2 separate regions of the Homo sapiens genome follow, and region 1 is linked to region 2. A link is an interaction called in ENCODE POLR2A ChIA-PET data of the cell type or tissue named here. Cell type or tissue: MCF 10A. All regions are shown on one strand. Each heading gives the region's core, and the rest is flanking DNA. Links, peaks and the distances in the headings are about the cores only. Region 1 has its middle 180 kb from the start of MAFB. Region 2 has its middle 130 kb from the start of MAFB.

Region 1 (9,585 bases), core at 1,040-9,039, 57 kb before region 2:
CTGGATGAAGAAAATGAGGCACATATATACCATGGAATATTATGCAGCCATTAGAAAAAGAATGAGTTCATGTCTTTTGCAGGGACACGGATGAAGCTGGAAACCATCATCCTCAGCAAACTAACAGAGGAACAGAAAACCAAACACTGCACGTTCTCACTCGTAAGTGGGAGTTGAACAATGAGAACACATGGGCACAGGGAGAGGAACATCACACACCAGGGCTTGTCAGGGGGTTGGGGACAAGGGGAGGGACAGCATTAAGACAAATACCTAATGCATACTGGGCTTAAAACCTAGATGACACGTTGATGGGTGCAGCAAACCACCATGGCACATTTATACCTATGTAACAAACCAGCACATTCTGCACATGTATCCCACAACTTAAAGTAAAATAAAAATAAAAAAGAGTTCTAGGTGCTGAGCCAGACATCCATACACAGTGGAGCTCACATGTGAGGGGAGCTGTCACTTCTCTTTAGGGATGAGAGAGGTGGTCAGGAAGGGTTTCACAAAAGAGATGATGCTCAAGCATCATAAAGCTTTCTCTGATTCTCCCAACAGGAAGTAATCCCTTTCCCTTCTACAAGTAAGCCACTTTGTTCAGGTCCTTGGAGCCTGGGCCCCATTGGGCCAGTTTCAGCCCCCTCCTCCTTCCTCACCCAGCACAGCCCGCTCACTCTGTGATTCCCTGCAGACACCAGGCAAGCTTTACACTTACTCAGCATGGATCAATGGAGAAATACAATCACTTGGATTTCTGAGAATGTATATATTTGTTTAGAAACCCCTGTCTTTCTCGGGTACAGACAAAACACTGCCGGCTTACCACCTCCCAGAGACGCACTGTGGGAATGATTTAAAGGCTTTGACTGTCAGTAGCAATATCAATCAGACGCGCTTCCCAGCGGCCTCTGCCCAGGAACAGAAGAGACATCAGGCAAAGGGGCGGAAAGAGGGACATAGCACTGGAACCAAAGTCAGGTGGAGAGAGAGAGATAAAGGGGAGGGGGAGAGAGAAAGTGAGAGGCACTAAGAAAACACAGGGCAGGGGTGGGAGTGTGCAAAAAAAGACAAAGGCTGGGAAAAAGCTATTCGGAGTTAGGGAGACTGAAAGAGTCAGGAAGGGGAAGAAAATAAAAGAGACAGAGACAAACATGGCCAGACTCGAAGTAAGTCAATCAGACACCAAGATACGGATGGGGACAAAAATGATCAACTAAGGAGGGAAAGAGGGAGAGCAAGAGAGCAGGGACAGACAGAAAGAGAGGAGTGAAAGGAGACAGGGAAGCATGTTTCTAGCACGCTGGACCACACCAGTTCCTCCCTGCCTGCACTCTGCTCAGCTGTTCCCTCTGCCTGGAAGGCTCTTCCCCCAGATTCTTGCATAGCTGGCTTTTCCTCCCCTTTCCAGCCTTTGCTGAACTGACACTACCTCAAAAAGTTCCCCAGTAGCCACCCCAATGGAAGGAAGGTCTGCCCTGCTCATCCCTACCCATTGTTCTGCATCAGAAAAGAACACCCCACTGATTTCTTTTATAGAACTCATGTAAATATGTTATTTTCTTGGCTTTTTATTATTCACTTGGGGCCACCATGGTCCTGGCATATCCCCATGATCTAGAACAGTGTCTGTGTCTGACATAGAGCAGGTGGTGCTTCATAACTGAAGAACAGATGAGTGAATGAACAAATGAACAATAGTAAAGGTAAAATCATTACTGAGCCAAAGCACTTCTCTTTGCCTACTCAGGTTACTCAGGTTGTAATAGTGCGATTTGGTGGCAGGGTTGGGTGTTGACTGGCAGTGCACGCCTGTTCTCAGCAGCTGGGCAAAGGCGGGGCTATCTGTGATGGAAGCATAGGACAGGAGCCTGCATCTGTGGATGGAGCTAAAGAAGATTCTGGGGAGACTGTGGGGTGGCTGGAGAGCTGGGAATTTTCTACCTGCAGAGGCCCCTCTGCAGTTCCTTTCAGACATGAATGGTTCCATCCATGATATTGCCTTGTCTAAAGTTGAAAATGACCCTGTAGGCCAAAGTGCATGATTCCCACATATATTTCTTGGGCAGCCAAATTTCCTAACTTAACTAACGAGGTTCCCACCAGCCTCATTAGGCCTAAGATGGCTTCCCCATCATGAAAGCTCTTTGTTTCTATGAAAAGAGCTCTTAGGAGCCATTGAGCGAGATCAGCTCCTGCTGATCAATGCTGAAGAGCACTCATGGGGAACCTTCCAGTCAAGATCAGAGTGCTTTGGCCTCCCAAAAATCCCTAGTAAAGGCCATTTGGCTTTCTGAAGCCAGACAAAAGGCAATTATATGCATTTCTATCTTTGGAAAATGTATTTGAGGAATCAGTGGTGAGGCCTGAATGCAGGAGATGCAGAGAGTCTGGACTGCCTGGTGAAAAGGATGCTGGCCATGAAATCCCAAAGTCAGGGGACCTCTTCAGGTCACTTACAGGGTGACTCAGTCCAAATAGCACTGGAGGCGATCCACAGCCTGCCACCCATCTCAACCCTTTCATTTCGCCTCTGACCTTTCTCTTCTTGCCCATATTTGTTCTTGCATAAATTTAACATAGTTACATTCATAAATTCCAGTTAATATTCTGCTTTCTAGGTAATGTATAATAAACATCTTGTATGTTTCCATGAGATCTTTGTCATCAACACTGCTGATGATTACATTGGTGCACCATGATTTCATTTACCACACCCTTGTAAATGGGCCTTTGAGAATTATCTAGGGTTTTGCTGTTCTAGATATTGATGTAACACACATCTTTTGCTTATAGCTAGTCCTTTCCTCAAGATCATTTTCACACCTTGAATATCAGGGTGTGACAATATGTTCTCATATTGTCCCAAAAGCTTGTAAGAATTTGGATGGTCACAAGCAGTGCATGCATGATTTTCATTCCAACCTCACCAGCATTGGTCATTAATAACATTTTTTTCTTAAATGATTAACGTAAATCATTTTAATCTCCTTGGTTAGAACTAAGAATTAACATTTTTGAAAATGTTTGTTTAATTTTTACATAATTTCATATGTGAATTTTTGTTTAGAGATTTGCTCAGCCCATCCCATTCCTATCTGCATCTGTAAATTTAGGGTGTAAGTCACCATCCATGGCCACCTCTGAAGAATAAAGAATGATATATTCAGGGGGTAAAGTTATAAACTGTGGGCAGTACTCAAAGCTTCAAATCAAGTCCTTGCAATGGAGTAGGGGCAGCCTCATTAACAAGGACAGCCACACTTTCCCCAGTCAAGTCTTGATATACCACAGGACTAAGCCAGTGGGTCATAATATTTATGCACTCTGTGCCTCAGGCACTGTGCTAAGCACTTTACATATATATTTCACTTAATCTTTACAAGGTCACTGAGATGTAGACATTAGAATTTCCATTTTACAGATGGAGCTGAAATAAGTAAAGTAATTGCCCCAACATCACCCAGCCTAGTGAAGATTCAAACCCAGATCTGTGGATCCATAAAGCTATGATGTAACCACTGCATTAGCTTCTGAATAAATAAAAAAAAAAATCAAAGGGGTTAAAAAATTGAAAAACATGATACTGTCTCTACCCTACATGTGATCACCAGTCTCCTGAATAGATAAGTAGGGAGAGCCACAAAGCCATGTGACCTATGTCATTACAGGTCTTTGAGGTCAGGAAGCCATGAGGACAGAGGTGAGAATCCCTCACTGAGGAGCTGAGGAAGGCTTCATGGAGAAGGCCATGTCCCATGGAGTACTGAAGCATGAATGAGAATTTGCCTCATGGACAAGAGTTGGGCTGAAGAGAGAAAGGAGGGCTGAGAGCCGGGTCTCGCCAAGAATGTGTGCCCGCAGGTTGGCAGGACTTACGAGTAACTACAGAAGGTAAGTTTTGGACTCGAATAGACCTGGTTTTGAATCCTGCTTCTTCTTGCTAGCTATGTGATTAGATAATCATTTCAGTCTCTGAGCCTCAGTTTGCCCATCTGCAAAACAGGCACGATTGTTTCACCAGTTGTTGTGGAGACTGAAGAGCATATGGCAGTGATGTGCTCAGGCTGGTACCTGGCAGAGAATCACTGTGCTGCCATCCCTAAGGACCTCCCACTTTTCTTGTGCCTCATCTTCTGCTTCTATAAGCAAACCTGAGAGCGTGTCCCATGAGAAGTGGCCTCCAAGGACACACAGCTGGGAGCACATATTTTCTGCCCAAAGGAAGCAACCAGAGTGCAGTGAAAATCACCTGGTCTTGGATTTAGCTACACTTGGTTTTGCACCCCATTTATACCACTTACTAGCTTGGACCTCAGAATGTGGACAAGTTACTTACCTCCATTGAGGCTCAGTTTTATCATCTGTGAAATGGGGACAGTCAGCCCTGTCTCACAGGTAATAGGACACATGGGCCCAGTATCCTGGACATAATATACATCAGTGTGCAATAGAAGGTCCCCAAAACCCCACCTCCTTATAATCAACACATGTGGGCACTGACTGCAATGGCCTACAAGAGATGTCCATGATTATGTTCATCTACAGCCCCCATCTAGGGACATCCCCAAAGGCCCCTGGGGCCCTTCAACCTTCAGGGTGCCCAGCCTGGCAGGGCCTATGAGCAGTAGCTGTGCCTCTGCCCCGGAGACCAACTTCTCCACATCCCCCCCCAGCTATTGCGGGAAGAGGCATGACTCATTCGAGGGAAGAGGGTTGGCACCTTCTCCCCCAGCCGCATGGGGCCAGCCAGCAGGCCTGTGGTTAAAGGACCTGCCTGGATTGCAAAACAAGCCAGTTTGCTGCATTCTGGGGTCACGTGATGCAGCCGGGCGCTGTGGATGGCCTTTTCTTCCCTCGCCCACTGACTCACTGCATGCTTGCTTGCAATCACATGGGCTCCCTGGGCCTCAGCTCCCCCAAGTGTTCTCGTTGCTGAGCTCATTTGGAGAAGAACTAAATTGGAAGGACTACTTCCTTTTTTCCCTTTTTTATTGCACCATGACTATATAAATATATTCTCATTATGAAAAAAGTGTAAAGACTATCAAATATAGAAATATAGAAATGGGAAACCACCCCTCAGGCCCTACCACATGGCCTCTGCAGTTGTAAATATGGTTAATATTTTCCTGAGTGTCTTCAAGGGCTCTGTCTTATTTTTTAATTAATGTTAGTTTACACAAGAAACTAACATTCCTCCTTTTAGAAATATTAGAATATTACTAAGAAGGCAGGAGTCCTCCTTGACGCTGTCATCTCCAATCCCATCCAGAGACAACCACTATTATCAGTTAAGTGTTTCTCCTTCAATCTCTATTCTTTGTGTGGTGTGTATAGATTACATATATGTACAGATTACATATAGAGAAACAGGAGTGCTGAGAGCCGGGTCTCGCTGAGAGTGTGTGCCCGCAGGTTGACAGGACTTACGAGTAACTACAGAAGGTAAGTTTTGGACTCAAATAGACCTGGTTTTGAATCCTGCTTCTTTTTGCTAGCTATGTGATTAAATAATCATTTCAGTCTCTGAGCCTCAGTCTCATACTCTCATAAGAAAGGCTAGGTGTGGGGGACATTTCTATACTTATTTTCCCAACTGTATGTATGTATGTTTGCATAACTTGTATGTATGTTTCCGTAACTTGTTTTTTCACACATCAGAATGTCTCAGAGATTTTCCACATTGTTACACAGAGGAGCCACAATTTCTTTTAATGGCTGCTTAGTATCTAATACTATAAATGTGCCATACCTTTTAATTGTTGTCAGGTAGTGACTTTAAAGTTGTCTCCATTTTTTTCTCTATTCACAAGCAATACTACGATGAATATTTTCCTATAATCCTTCTTTGCCCACATGCAGGTATTTTTTGAAGGTTGACACCAAGGAGTAGAATCTCTAAATCATAGCTGCACATGTTTGGGTTCAATAGATACCATTGCATGGCCCTCCCAAGAAAACAGTTCCTATTCTCTTCCTAAGTATCTACAAATATGCATCCGTGTGCACATGGGAATTCACTTTCCAAGAGTTCATGGTAAAATGGTCAAGAGGAAGACTGAGAAATACAAAGAATTTCTTCTCCCCAGGACTGAAAGTCCTGTTGAGGGACAGCATAGAGAGTAAGGAAGTGCCACAGAGCATTTAAACTAGATGGAAAGTATCCACCATTGACTACAAACTCACTATAGAGATGGAGAAATTGAGGCCTCTCAAAAGGAATTGACTTGCCGAGATTCAGCTCCCAGTCCCTTCTTGCCAGGCTTACTCTCAGCAGTTACAATGAAGCATACCCCCTTGTGTAGGAGCCAGAAGGATAGTTTCCAAATTCAAACATGATTATGTCCCCTCCTGTGCTTAAAATATTTCAGTAGCTAATTGTGCTCCAACTTCAAGACACCACCCAGACTTTTTTCACTGTTCTCCGGACAGACCCAGGATCTCTTCGGCCCAGGGCCTTTGCATATGCTTTTGGTGCTCTCTGGACTATTTCTTGCTCCTGCCTCTCCACACTCTCACATCTTGCTAACTCCTACTCATTCTTTTAAGAGGGAGTGTTCTTGCTATGTTTCCCAGGCTGGTCTCAAACTTCTGGCCTTAAGCGATCTTCCTGCCTCAGCCTCCCAAGTAGCTGGGATTAGAGGTGCAAGCCACTGTCCCCAGCCCCTACTCATTTTTGAGATCCCAGATGAAACATTCCCTCTGCAGGGAAGCCACCTTATCCTCCTTGAACAAACCAGAGCCCTCTCATTATGTCTCTTATCATCTCACACTTCTCCTTCAGAGCACTGTTCACAGGTTCCATTTACATTTATGTGTGGAATACAGCAAATTCTCACTTAACATCATCAATAGGCCCTCAGAAACTGTGACATTAAGCAAAATGACCTACTGCATGCCATAGGAACTTACTTCTTGTTTATATCAATTAGCTTATGGGAAAATGATTTTGTTATATAGCACATTCTTTGACTTAAAGTCACAGTTTCTGAGAACTTATCAACAATGTTAAATGAAGACTTATCATACTTAAAAAATATGTGACTCACCTTCTGAGTCTACAGGCTATATTTCTTTCTACTGGGTCCCCAGCCTTTAGCCCAGAGTAGATCTCAGTATTATCTTAATGGATGAATAAATGAAGGAGTAGCTTTACTCCTCTTCCCTTACCCTGTGACCTTGTGGTCTCACTCCTCACATCTCTCCCTGAGGCTTTCCCTTTGTCATCAGAGCTGAGGAGACAGCCTTGAAAAGTTCATACCTTCAGGAGACAAGGCGGCTGTCTGAAAGTCACTGGGGCTTCAGAATCAGCCATGCCTGATTTCAAAGCCCATTCAGCCACTTGGATTCTGACATGTCACTTTTGTCCACTGAGACTGTTTCCTCATCTGTAAAATGGAGCAGCAGCCCCTGTCTTGCAGGATTGTGTAAGGCATGAGCACAGGCCCTAGCCCAGTCAGCTACCTATTGTGGGTGTTCAATGCTGGAGGAAGCCCCAGAGACACCCCCTTCTCATCATCACCATACTGTGATCTGAAGCAGGTTTCCATGCTTATGATAATACAATGTTAACACTCCCCATGTATTCAGATCTTTGCCTTGAATCTAGGAGGTGAGTTCAGCTCTAGCATCTGATGGAACCAACCAGTAGCCACCAGATGCAGATGCTAAGGGCCAACATGGGATGAGAAATGGTATTTCCAGATCCCTGGAAGAAAAGTTGGTCATAAGAGGAGATGGAGGGGTATTTCCTGAGCTCCAGCTTCAGGAATCAGTAAGGGAGGCTGGGGGAACATTCTGCAGCCTTTGCAAGGGGCACATATGTAGTTTCAGAGCTGGGACCATGATCAAGAAGTCAGGAACACCCCAGAACTTCATACACTGCTCCTTTTGTTTCTTTCTTACCCATGGATGTGGACCTATGCCTTAAATCAGCATTGTTTCTGGACTTCATCATTTGTCAAGTATTCACTAATGCCAGGTCCCCGACAGGTACTAGAGATTCCCTGGTGGGCAAGGCAGACATGGCCCCTGCCCTCCCAAAGCTGCCAGGCCAGTGTCTTGGCCTTAGCAGCAGCAAGGAAAGGGAGCTAGAGGGCTGGTGGCCTGCTTTGCCAGGTCTGGGTAATAGGAGGCCTTCTCGACAAAGAGGTGCTAAGGGATATTCCAGGGGAGCAAGAAGTAGCCTGCAGTCTGATCTTGACAAACAAGCAGCCAACCTGCTATGGGTCAGGAGGTGTCTGCTCTCTAGCCCTCGGCAGGGTCGTCTGGACAGCTCTCAGCCTTTCACCCTTCTCCAGTTAAGGGAGCAAAAGCAGTTAGTCTCCTGAAGTCAAAAATTGTAATTAATGAATTACCATACAACAGAACTGTTCTTATTTTATTTTATTTTGACAGGGTCTCACTCTGTCACCCAGCAGGAATGTAGTGGCATGATCACTGCTCACTGCAGCCTTGGCCTCCCAAGCTCAGGCGATCTTCCCACCTCAGCCTCCCATGTAGCTGGGACCACAAGAACCCACTACCACATCCATCTAATTTTTTGTATTTTTTTGTAGAGGTGGGTTTTCTCCATATTGCCCAGGCTTGTCTCAAACTCCTGGCCTCAAGCAATCCTCTCACCTCAGCCTCCCGAAGTGCTAGAATTGCAGGTGTGAGCCACCATTCCCCGTCTTGTTCTGTTTCTATATTGTGTCCCTAGGATCTAGCACAGTGACTACCGTAAGAAATACTTGGAGGAAAGAAAAAAAGAAAGGAGGAAGGGAAAAGAGAAGGAGGGAGAAAGGGAGGGAGGGAGAGAAGGAGGGAGGGAGGAGAAAGGAAGGGAGGAAAGAAGAAAGGAAGAGAAAGGGAAGGAAGGGAGGAAGAGAGGAGAAGCAGGGAGGAAAGAAGGAGGAAGGAAGGGAAAGAGGAAGGGAGGGAGGGAGGAGGAAAGGAAGAGAGCGAGGGATTCTGTGAATGTCCTACATTCATTCACTCACTGATTTATTTACCCAACTTTCACTGGCCACTTCTCATGTACTAGACTATAGAGATATCAACAAAGCAGGGGTAGTCCCTGCCATCATGAGTCTGCGTTCTGGCGCCTGCAGGGAGAGCACACTGAAAGCAGCATCTTTTTGTGCCTCCTGTAGAACAGCAGCCCCAAAAAATGCTGAGCCAAATGCTCCACTGTCAAACAAGCTTGAATCTGCGCGCCCCTGCTTCCCTTCTTGGATTGACACATCAGAATATCAAAGATTCTGAGAAGTTTTGCAATAAAAAATGCATAATTAACCAGGTCTGTTCCAAACTTTTTCAGCCTGAAACCTGCTTTTTCTCAGATTGACATCCCAGGATCTTAAAGGAATCAGGCGAGATCGCCTCCCTCTTGGCCCAGGGTGTGAGCCTCCCTGTCCTGTTAGGCCAAGTTTCTCCTCACCCAGAGCTTATTCCCGACAGCACGCCCTGTGGAGGGGCCCTGCCGCCACAATTTCCGAAGCCTGGGTTTCTTGGCACCTAAGGGACTGCTGCCCTGACAGTGCTCCAGCAAACCATGCCTGTGCCATCTTGCCCCCACATGTGCTGGAGTCATGG
Region 2 (9,585 bases), core at 961-8,960:
GAAGGAAAAAAGGGATGGAGGAGGAGAGGAGAAAACTTGATTACTTAGTGCTCTCTAGTGTGAAAACTCAATGACCCACTCTCTCTTCCAGTGCCAGGACCATCGTTCAGACCATCCATGAGTAATTCAGTCATTTGTTTATTCATTTATACAACAAATAATTCCTTTGCACCTGTAAAGGGCCCATTCCTACTGGGCACTGGGAACACCATGATGAATAAGGCCCTGTCCCCATCCTCAAGGATCTACCAGTCTTTACCTAATCTTGTATGTGAGTGGACACACATCACCTTTACTTGAAAGAACGGGGCTGGCCCACTGTCAGGGAACCTACCTACCATCACCAAGAATGGCTAGATGAGTACCAGGTCTTTACGTGCATAGATAACAATTCAGTTCCTTAGCTGGCTTCTTTCCTATTTTGTTATAACTTACATATAGTGATGTGCACAGATTTTAATCACACCGGTCTTTCAGTTTGACTGAAACCCATAGAACGTCCCCAACACCCAGAAACGTTCTCTTCTGCCCTTTTCCAGCAATTCCTCCTCCCTGGAAGCAACGACTGCCCTGATTTCTCACCACGAGTTAGCTTTGCCTGTTCTGGAACTTCACATTTGTGGAGTCACACAGATAAACACTTGTGTCTGGCTTTTTGTGCTCAGCAGGATATTTTTGAGATTCATTCATGTTGTTGTGAACAGATCAATAATCTGTTTATTTTAACTGCTGAGTTGTATCTCACTGTATAAATAGACCATAAATGTTTACCCATTATCCTGTTAATGAATATTTTGAACCATTTCCAATTTTAGGTTATTGTGATTAAAGCTGCTATGAATATTTTTGTAAATAATTTTTTGTGGATATATGTTTTCATTTCTCTCAGATAAATATCAAGAAATAGAATTACTAGGTCATAGGCTAGATGCACATTTAACTCTTTAAGAAACTGTCAAGTCATTTTTTAAAGTGGATGAACCATTCACAATCCACCCATGATGTTCTGGCGGCTCCACATGCTCACCAGCATCTGGACTTGTCTTTCCCATCTTTTTTGCTCTACACACTCTGGAAACTCAACTCAGAACTCTGTATTTACTTATTTTTTTATATTTTTAGAGACAGAGTCTCCCTCTGTTGCCCAGGCAGGAGTGCAATCACACAATCATAGCTCACTGCATCCTCAAACTCCTGGGCTCCAGGGATCCTCCCACCTCAGCCTCCCCAGTAGCTGGGATTAGAGGTGTGTGCCACTACACTCAGCTAGTTATCTTATTTTTTGTAGATATGAGGTCTCGCTCTGTTGCCCAGACTGGCCTAGAACTCCTGGCTTCAAGTGATCCTTCCACTTTGGCTCTCCAAAGTGCTGGGATTACAGCCATCACCCACTGTGTCCAGCTAGAGCTCTGTATCTTTTTAACTGGAAATGTTTAATCTAGGGTGTAAAGAATGCTTCAGGGAACCTCAGGTCCCTCCTAGAATTGTAGTTTAAAGTGTATGCATATTTGTGAGTGTCCATTTTTCTGAGAGAAGGAAATGCAGTTTTCAAAAACTAATGAAGTACAGCTCTAAGAAATACATTTACATTTGAAAAAACAATTCTTAAGAATCAATGGAGCTTTTCTTACCTTCTAAGATGGAACTAAACCCAGAAAGCAATCCACAAACTGCTCCTCCAGGGACAAAGGAGTGGTGGGAAGGATGGTCAAGGTTTCCTAGCAAGAGCCTCTTTAGGGCCTATTGGAGGCTTGCTCCATTAAGATTAAATCTTGCAAAGACTGTAGGCTGACAATACCTTTTGTCTAAGAGTAAGAAAGAGCCCTCCCCAGCCACACTTGCGGGCATTCCTCCTACTGATCTGGCTGTACCACAAAGGTGAACTATGATAAAACCACCTTTTCCCCCTTACAACCTACAGCCCCCAAACAGTATCCCCAGACAGCTTCAATATCACACCAGCACAACTGATGACTTTGAAATCTGCAGATCTACCTTCATCTGCGTAGACTCCAAATATCTCCTCAAAATGGACCTGCTTAGACCTTGGAAGCCCTGTCTGGATAAAGATCCCTTTTCCCTGCTGCAAAAGTGCCTAGCTCTGCTCTGTCCAATACAGAGCCACATGTGGCCAAGCCGCACTTGAAATGTGACTGGTCCAAATTGAGATGTGCTGACCCCGTGAAATACATACCAGATGTTAAACTTAGAATGAAGAGAGAAACATTTTAAAAGATCTCATTAAAAATTTTTCTATTGATTGGATGTTGAAGTGATCATATTTGGGATAAGTGGGTTAGATAGACTATTATTAAAAGTAATTTTACCTGCTTCTTTTTAAACTGTAACTACTAGAAAATTTAAAATGGCATATGTGTCTTGCATTATATATCTATTCTATCCCCTGATGTAGCTTATTCTGCTCTGCACGGACATACGTCCCAAAACTCAGGCCAGCTCTATGTGGCCATCATCACAACCTGGTAGATTAGATGCCCTGGGTCCGTCTCCCACCCCACCATCTGCAAGAACTTCAGCAGAACTTCTTGTGGTCTTTATACCGGGTGTCAAACAGTTAACACTAGCCCCTGGTGGTCTGCCCAGGTTCACAGGTCAAGCAAGCTGCTGCCTGTCCCTAAGCCCAACCATGAGCCTCAAAAGAAGCCCATGGCCATGCACTGATATGATGAAGAAGTGGCCAGCCAGCAACTAGTGACACAGCATCTGGTACTGAAGCCAATCAATGAAGTGCAAAGAACCCAGGAAGGGGGACCAACCAGCCTCCTTTGCCTGAGACTGGGGAGTTTCTGGGAAGTGGAATTTATAGGTTTTTTGGGTTTTTTTTAGATGAAGTTTCACTCTTGTCGCCCAGGCTGGAGTTCAATGACACAATCTCAGCTCACCGCAACCTCCGCCTCCCAGGTTCAAGCGATTCTCCCGCCTCAGCCTCCTGAGTAGCTGTGATTACGGGCATGTGCCACCAAGCCCGGCTAATTTTGTATTTTTAGTAGAGATGGGGTTTCTCCATGTTGGTCAGGCCGGTCTCAAATTCCCCGACCTCAGGTGATCTGCCTGCCTTAAAGTGCTGGGATTACAGGCATGAGCCACTGCGCCCTTCCAATTTTTAGTTTTTAAAACAAGGCAGGCCTAGGCAAGCGAAAATAAGCTGTTCACCCTAGACCCAGGTATGCACGTGAGACCTGATTCTCAGGGGTCCTAGGGCAGACCAACCCTCCCACCCACCAACAGAGCCTTGAGATATTTGTGGGATGTGCAGGGCAAATATAAAAATTCCAACCGCTGCAGGCCTCACCTGGGCCACTGCCTTCCCTGAAACAGGTGAAAACTGAAATTCTCAAGCCACACCCACTAGAGCAGCAGGAGGAAGAATGGGGGAAACCCTTTAGCAGTGATTTGGAATCCCACTGTGTCCCTCCTCCATGAGCTGTCTGTGTGTGACTGAGCAGCTCGCTTCCCTCACTCTCTGGGGGTGGGGTCAGGGTGGGGAGTCTGTCTGACTCACTGCCCAAGCCACAGGCCTGTCTGCTTGTCCCCAGACAGGGGACCTACCTACCCACTGTCCTTCAGCTCTGTTGTCAGCCACAGGCTGTGCCCAAGAGGGCACATGGGGTTGGTGTGGGGAGGAGGGTAGGTTTCCTTGGCTGAGGCAGAGGAAGTTGCTTTCTGTCTCAAGTTCTGCTCACAGGTCAGACATTACCGGCCTTGTGATCATCAATCTCCCATTGTGTCCTTTCAACACGTACCAGTGTCTTCAACACTAAGTCCCTTGCAGAGGGAATGGGATAGGGACCGAACCTCACATGCTTTTCTGCTTCCCTGTGGATTTGTGAGGCTGATATCCAGGTGAAGAGATCAAGTAGAGTTTTGTTCATTCACTCAAATGTTCACTGTGCCTAGTAACAGGCAGACACTGAGAAAATTGCTAGAAATACAACAATGAACAAAGTTCCTGCACTCATGATGCTTACTGTCTACTGGGGGAAACCAACGATAAAAGAGTCAGTACAAAAAAAATTAATAAGTGTTAGGGGAGGAGAAGAGCTGGGTACTGTGAGAACACATATCCAAGGATCTATCGTATTCTGGGCAATCATGGAGTACTTCCATGAGGAAGCATGGTTTATGTTGAGACCCAAAATGAGGAAGAGTTAACATATACTTAACTGTGTGCCCTAGACCTTCAAGGATGGGGACTGCCTCTCTGAGCAGCTGCAGGGAGGCCTCTGGAGAGGTCTCTACACTGTGATGCTGGGTTAGCCTTACCTATGAGCTGATACACGCAGGCCTCAGAGCAGGGCCTAGGTTGTCCCCATTCAGGGCGGATTCTAGGACCTCTCTGGAAGGAAGAGACCCCAGGCGTGGGAGAGTAGGACCTAGTCTCAGGAAGGAACACAGGCCCTAGATTAAGACTGTGGGCTCTCGAATCCAACAATCTGCATTTGAATTTCAGGGCCATCTCTGAGTCTGTTTCCTCATCTGTTAAATGGGAGCAAAACAGCACGTATTTCATAAAGCTGTGGTGAGAATTTTAAAAGGCAATCCATGGAGAGAGCTGAGGGTGGTGTCTGGCACACAGCAAATACCAAATAAAAAGTGAGATTTCCTGCTTTCAATTATTAGTGTTACAGTGAAGAAAGATACAAAGTGCTGTGGGAACCGACTACCTCCTATCATTTATCTTATAGGAACAATCATTTAAAAGAAACTCCAAAACTGGCAAAATGCCACATTGTGTCTCAAGGAAGAAATATTGGATCTGAGCCTGGAAGGGTGGCTATGTGACTTGCAGAGAAAAAGTATGAAGAAAGGCACGAAGACCAGAATGGGTGGGGCGCCTGCAGGAGCAGTGCCGGAGTGCTGGAGGGGAGAGGAGATGGCAGAGCGCCAGGCTAAAGGGCTGGGCAAGGCGGGGCAGGAGGAGCCGGAAGGCCCTGCTAACAACCTTTGCCTTCATCCTAAAGGCAGCGGCCAGGCTACTGAAGATTTGAGAGTTGGTTGGTGATCTGTTGGGGTTTGCATAGGCAGAATGGAGATTTCCTGGAAAAAAACAGGAAGCCAGGGACCAAGGAGGGGGCTGATGTGAGTATCTAAGGCCACCTCAGACATTTATCAGAACACCCAGGGCTGTTTCTTGGTTCTGTGCCTTGACAACACACTATGTCCTCTGCTTGGAATTTCAACAAACTTACCTTCCAAAAATTAATCAAGTAATTCATTTATTCAACTAGTATTAATTAAGCACTTATCCTGTGTGAAGCTCAGAATCTCTACTCTCAGGAAATTGATGGTCTGGTGCAGGGGCCAGCAAACTTTTTCTATAAAGAACCATAGAGTAAATATTTTAGGCTTTGTGGAACATAGGGTCTCTGTTACAACTCTACCATTGCAGAGCAAAATCACCCATAGACTATGGAAATGAATGAGCCTGGCTGCATTTCAATAAAACTTTATTTACAAAAACAGGCAGTGGGCCAGATTTGGCCCAAGGGCTGGTCAATTCCTGTTAAAATATAATATAAGCCATAAACATGAACCATTATCTATTTAAATTACATATGCAATTAAAAATGTTCTAGTAGCCACATTTTTAAAAGTAAAATAAATGAGTGAAATTAACTTTAATAATGTATTCTATTTGATGCAATATATCCAAAATATTATTTTAACATGTAATCAATATAAAAAATTATTAATGAGCTATTTCCTATTCTTTTTTATACTAAGCCTTTGAAATTTGATGCATATTTTACATTGACAGCACATGTCAATTAGGATTAGCCACATTTCAAGTGCTTGATAACTACATGCGACTGGTGGCCACCATATTGGATGGCACAGGTCTAGCAGGATAGTGGAGGGTGGCTAGGGGAGAGGACGAATGGCTGACTGATATTGGCTTAGGGCATAAATTAACTATGATACCAATCCAGCTTGCCCACTTGCTTGCTGGGTAATTTTTGGCATGGTTCTTACTAATCTGGGTATCTTTAGGCCCAAAGTAACAAATGAGGAGTTAGCTTTAGCCCCTAGGTTCCTTCCAGCTCAACAATGTAGAGATTCCAGACTCAGGGTTTAGTGGATGGAGTCAACAACTTGGATTTTCTTTGCTAAAAAGCACCTTGGATAGTACAATCATCTTGTACTGTCTTGTACTTGTATTCGCATAAGGCTTTCTGTGGCAACCCCACCATCCACATCTCCAGGGGCCTGTGAGGGTGGCTGTCTGCTCCTGAGGGGTCAGGGGATGTATACGTAAGGTAGAGAAGGGATAGGAGAATCGCCCTCTCCAGCTCTCTGAGAAAAACGTGCCCCCCTCAAACACACACAGGCACATACATGCATGCATGCACACACTCAAACACACACACAAGAACACACAGACACACATGCACACATGCATACACAGGGGCACACACACACACATGCACACACAGGTGCACACACAGGCACACACATGCACAGAGGTAACAGCTGTGATCTCCGGGCCTTAAGGTGCAGGACATGGGAACAGAAATACACTCCTCATGAGTCAGAGGGTGAGTCAGAATGTTCTGGAGAGCTTCAGAAGGGAGCAGCAGGAGGGGCTCATGGTGAGGAAGGGAGCCAGGTCCCTAGGGGAGAGGGAGGGAGAATGGTCAGGTTTCCCAGTCATAAAGCCAGGGAAACACGTCCTGTAAGGAATAGGGTCTGCTGCCTTGCCAATTTGGGTCCCGAAGGATAGCCTGTGCAGGGGAATGCAAAGTGAGGGGCATTAGGAGAAGGAGATGGCCTTTTGGGCTGCCAAGTAGGGAAGGATTCAGACAGGGGTGTATAAAGCCAGCTCTGTGAGACAGATCACCTGACCTCCGTGAAGGCTCAGTCTCAGACTGTCGCACTGCAGCAGCAGTGTTTCTTGAAGCCTGGGCTGCTGAGTGAGTGCATGGTTGTTGCTAACCCATGCTGAACTGGGGAAACTGAGGAAGAGGCCACACTGGTGTCCTATTTGGCCCAGGTTGGGACAGGTGAGATCAGTTCTGCATGGCAGGGATCTGTGGGATATACTGACTGTAGCCTAATTTAGGCACATGACCAGGGCTGGGGAACAGCTAAGCCACCTTGTGGGGCTGTCAGAGCTCAAGAGGGCTCGACAAACCATCAGATCCAGGCAGCAGTCTGGCAGAACTGGGTGGGAGGACAGGATGAGGACACCTTCAGGAGGAGCCAGGGATAATCTGCATCAGGAGCCAGACCAACCAAAAAGGGAGGGGACTGAGGGTCTTGACAGATGCAGCCAGGCTTGTGAAGTGGCCCCTACAGTGTGGTGCTGGGTTTGATCACCTCCTGGCTGACCCACTCAAGCCTAAGGGCAGAAACTAGGCTGTCCCTAGTCAAGACTGATTCCAGGATGTGGGATAAAGGGGTCCCTGCAGAAAGAACCCAGGGGACCCAGGCATGGGTAGAGGAAACTGAGTGGGCAGAAATGGCCCCTCCAACCCATTCCCCATCTGCCAGCTCTGTGTGCACAGTGTTCACATCACCCTGTCTTAGTTTGGGTTCCCTGGAGAGCAGAGCCTGCGATAAGGCCTTTGGTACAGGTAGTTGATTTGGGAGATGACCCCAGGAAGTACTCCAATGAGTACTGAAATACTCCAATGAACATTTCCTTCGAGCATCATGTTTCTGCTTTAAAAGTTTCAGATTTTGGAGCATTTTGGATTTTGGATTTTCAGATTTGGGATGCTCAGACTGTATATGGGAATATTACTGAGATCCTTACTGTAGGCAAAGGGGGCTTGGGTGTACCAGGATCTCTAGGAAGTGTACAGAAGGCCTCCCAGAATTTTCCACCTGAAAAACAGGAAGCTGGGACCTTTATCCACTAGTCTCCATGGCTTTATGGTTGAAGGCTGCCCCCAAGAGGGCTCACTTCCTGCCATCCCCTCCCCTGTAACTCTGGAGAAAGCTGTGGGGCAGGATGAGGAAAGATGTGGAGTGCACTGGAGGTGGGAGTCAGGCTGTGCTGCCCTCTCACAGCTGTGCACCCCTCCCATGGCTTGAAATAAACTTCAGACTCCTTCCCATGGCTTACAAGTCAATTTAAGCCCTGGCCCCTGCCTGCTTTTCCAACCCCATCTCCCTCCTCCCTCCCCCTTGCTCATAATGTCATAGCTACAGGTACTGATGAACAGCCATACTGGTCCCCTTTCCATTCCCAGAAACTACCATGCTCCAGAGACTTTGCATGAAACTCTGCAACACATGGTTACAATGGTCAACTCCTTCTCAACCTCAGGTCTCAGAAAACTATCCCCCCCCTTAGTGAGATCTCCCCGATAAATGAATCTACCTGAGGTCAAATCCCCCTGTATTCTCTCCCATATCCCAGGAACGTGCTAGTAAATGTTAACAAATCGTTCTCAAAGAAAAACAAAAGCCCTCATTTGTTGTGTCTCCTAATTTTCATAATGTAAATATTCCCATCATGGTCAATATCAAGCTAGCAACATGTGGTCACTGAATATGGTTTTAGGCAAAGAAGTACAACAATGCACAAACTATTATATATTATTTTCATCGTATAGATACAATAGAAGTAAAATAATTGAGTCATGCATTTCATTTTTCATTTTGATTTTTATATAATTTATATGATTTATTATATTATATATTATTTATTTATTATATTATATATTATTTATTAAAATACATATTATTTATATAATTTAATGTTTATAATGGCTGTGTTTAACTACTAGCTCACAAAAACCCCTGAAAATTTAACAATTGGCTCTCATGAGCTAATATGAATCAGCGCCAATTCATATCACCAACTTATATCACCTGTGTGCACTTCTTAAAATGTAATTATTTTTCATCCTTGCTTTACTCTTTTTATGAGAGCCTTCTAGAATGTGGGTTCCTTGAGGGTAGAAGCTATGACTCTTTTTTTCTCAGCTGTGTTCTTAGAAACCAGCACAATACCTAACCTACAATAGGAATCCAATAACTATTTGTTGAATGAAGGCATAAATGCATGAATGCATGGGCAAATGAGGTCAATAGGGTTGGGCATGCCTCCTGTGGACTGAAGAGGGAACACTCATCTTGAGTGACCCATGTTGAATGCCACAAGTCTTGTTGGGGTGCTTATGACAGGGGTGGGAGCAGAACAGGCCCAGAGGTTCCAGGCTGGAGAAGCCAGAAAGTGGTAAGGGATATGAATCTGGAATCATTGCTGAAGGCTCTTGGGCTCCCAGGGGTAGCCCCTGTTAGGGCTTTATCCCCTCCCTACAGCACAGTTGGCCCCCTGGCAGGTGGGGCTCTCAGACACATCCAAAGCCAGCAGAGTTCTCTATCCCAGCCCTCCACATGAGGCTTTGCATGGAGGGCTGAGCAGGCCACCTAGGTTCAAAGGTTTGCCCAATCTGCTCTGGTATATCTGGGATCCCAACAATTCCTGACACCCAGGCCAGCTGCACTCCCTACGTAGGGGTGGCCAAGGACCTGGAGAAAAGCAAGCTCAGCAAGCCTGTACTCATCAGCTCTCCAACGTGTGTCCGACCTTCTGCCAGCCCCTCCAGCCTG

Evidence for each region. ChIA-PET counts read pairs that join two places held together with the same protein. Peaks named below come from ENCODE experiments on the same cell type or tissue, not always from the same donor. Only the 100,000 strongest peaks of a DNase experiment are listed, where the experiment ranks them.
Region 1: POLR2A ChIA-PET joins it to region 2 with 21 read pairs; 2 of 35 experiments call an interaction of 5 or more read pairs at or near these places.

Annotation. Positions count from the first base shown.
Region 1 is chr20:40,501,968-40,511,552 of GRCh38, forward strand. No RefSeq gene overlaps it. Among named protein-coding and RNA genes, the nearest start is that of MAFB, 180 kb to the right of the region's middle. RefSeq lists enhancers at 4,196-4,707, 4,708-5,219. In MCF 10A, for the core only: no CTCF peak of the experiment used is centred there; a DNase peak (open chromatin) is centred at 4,784.
Region 2 is chr20:40,558,680-40,568,264 of GRCh38, forward strand. No RefSeq gene overlaps it. Among named protein-coding and RNA genes, the nearest start is that of MAFB, 130 kb to the right of the region's middle. In MCF 10A, for the core only: no CTCF peak of the experiment used is centred there; DNase peaks (open chromatin) are centred at 4,792 and 6,562.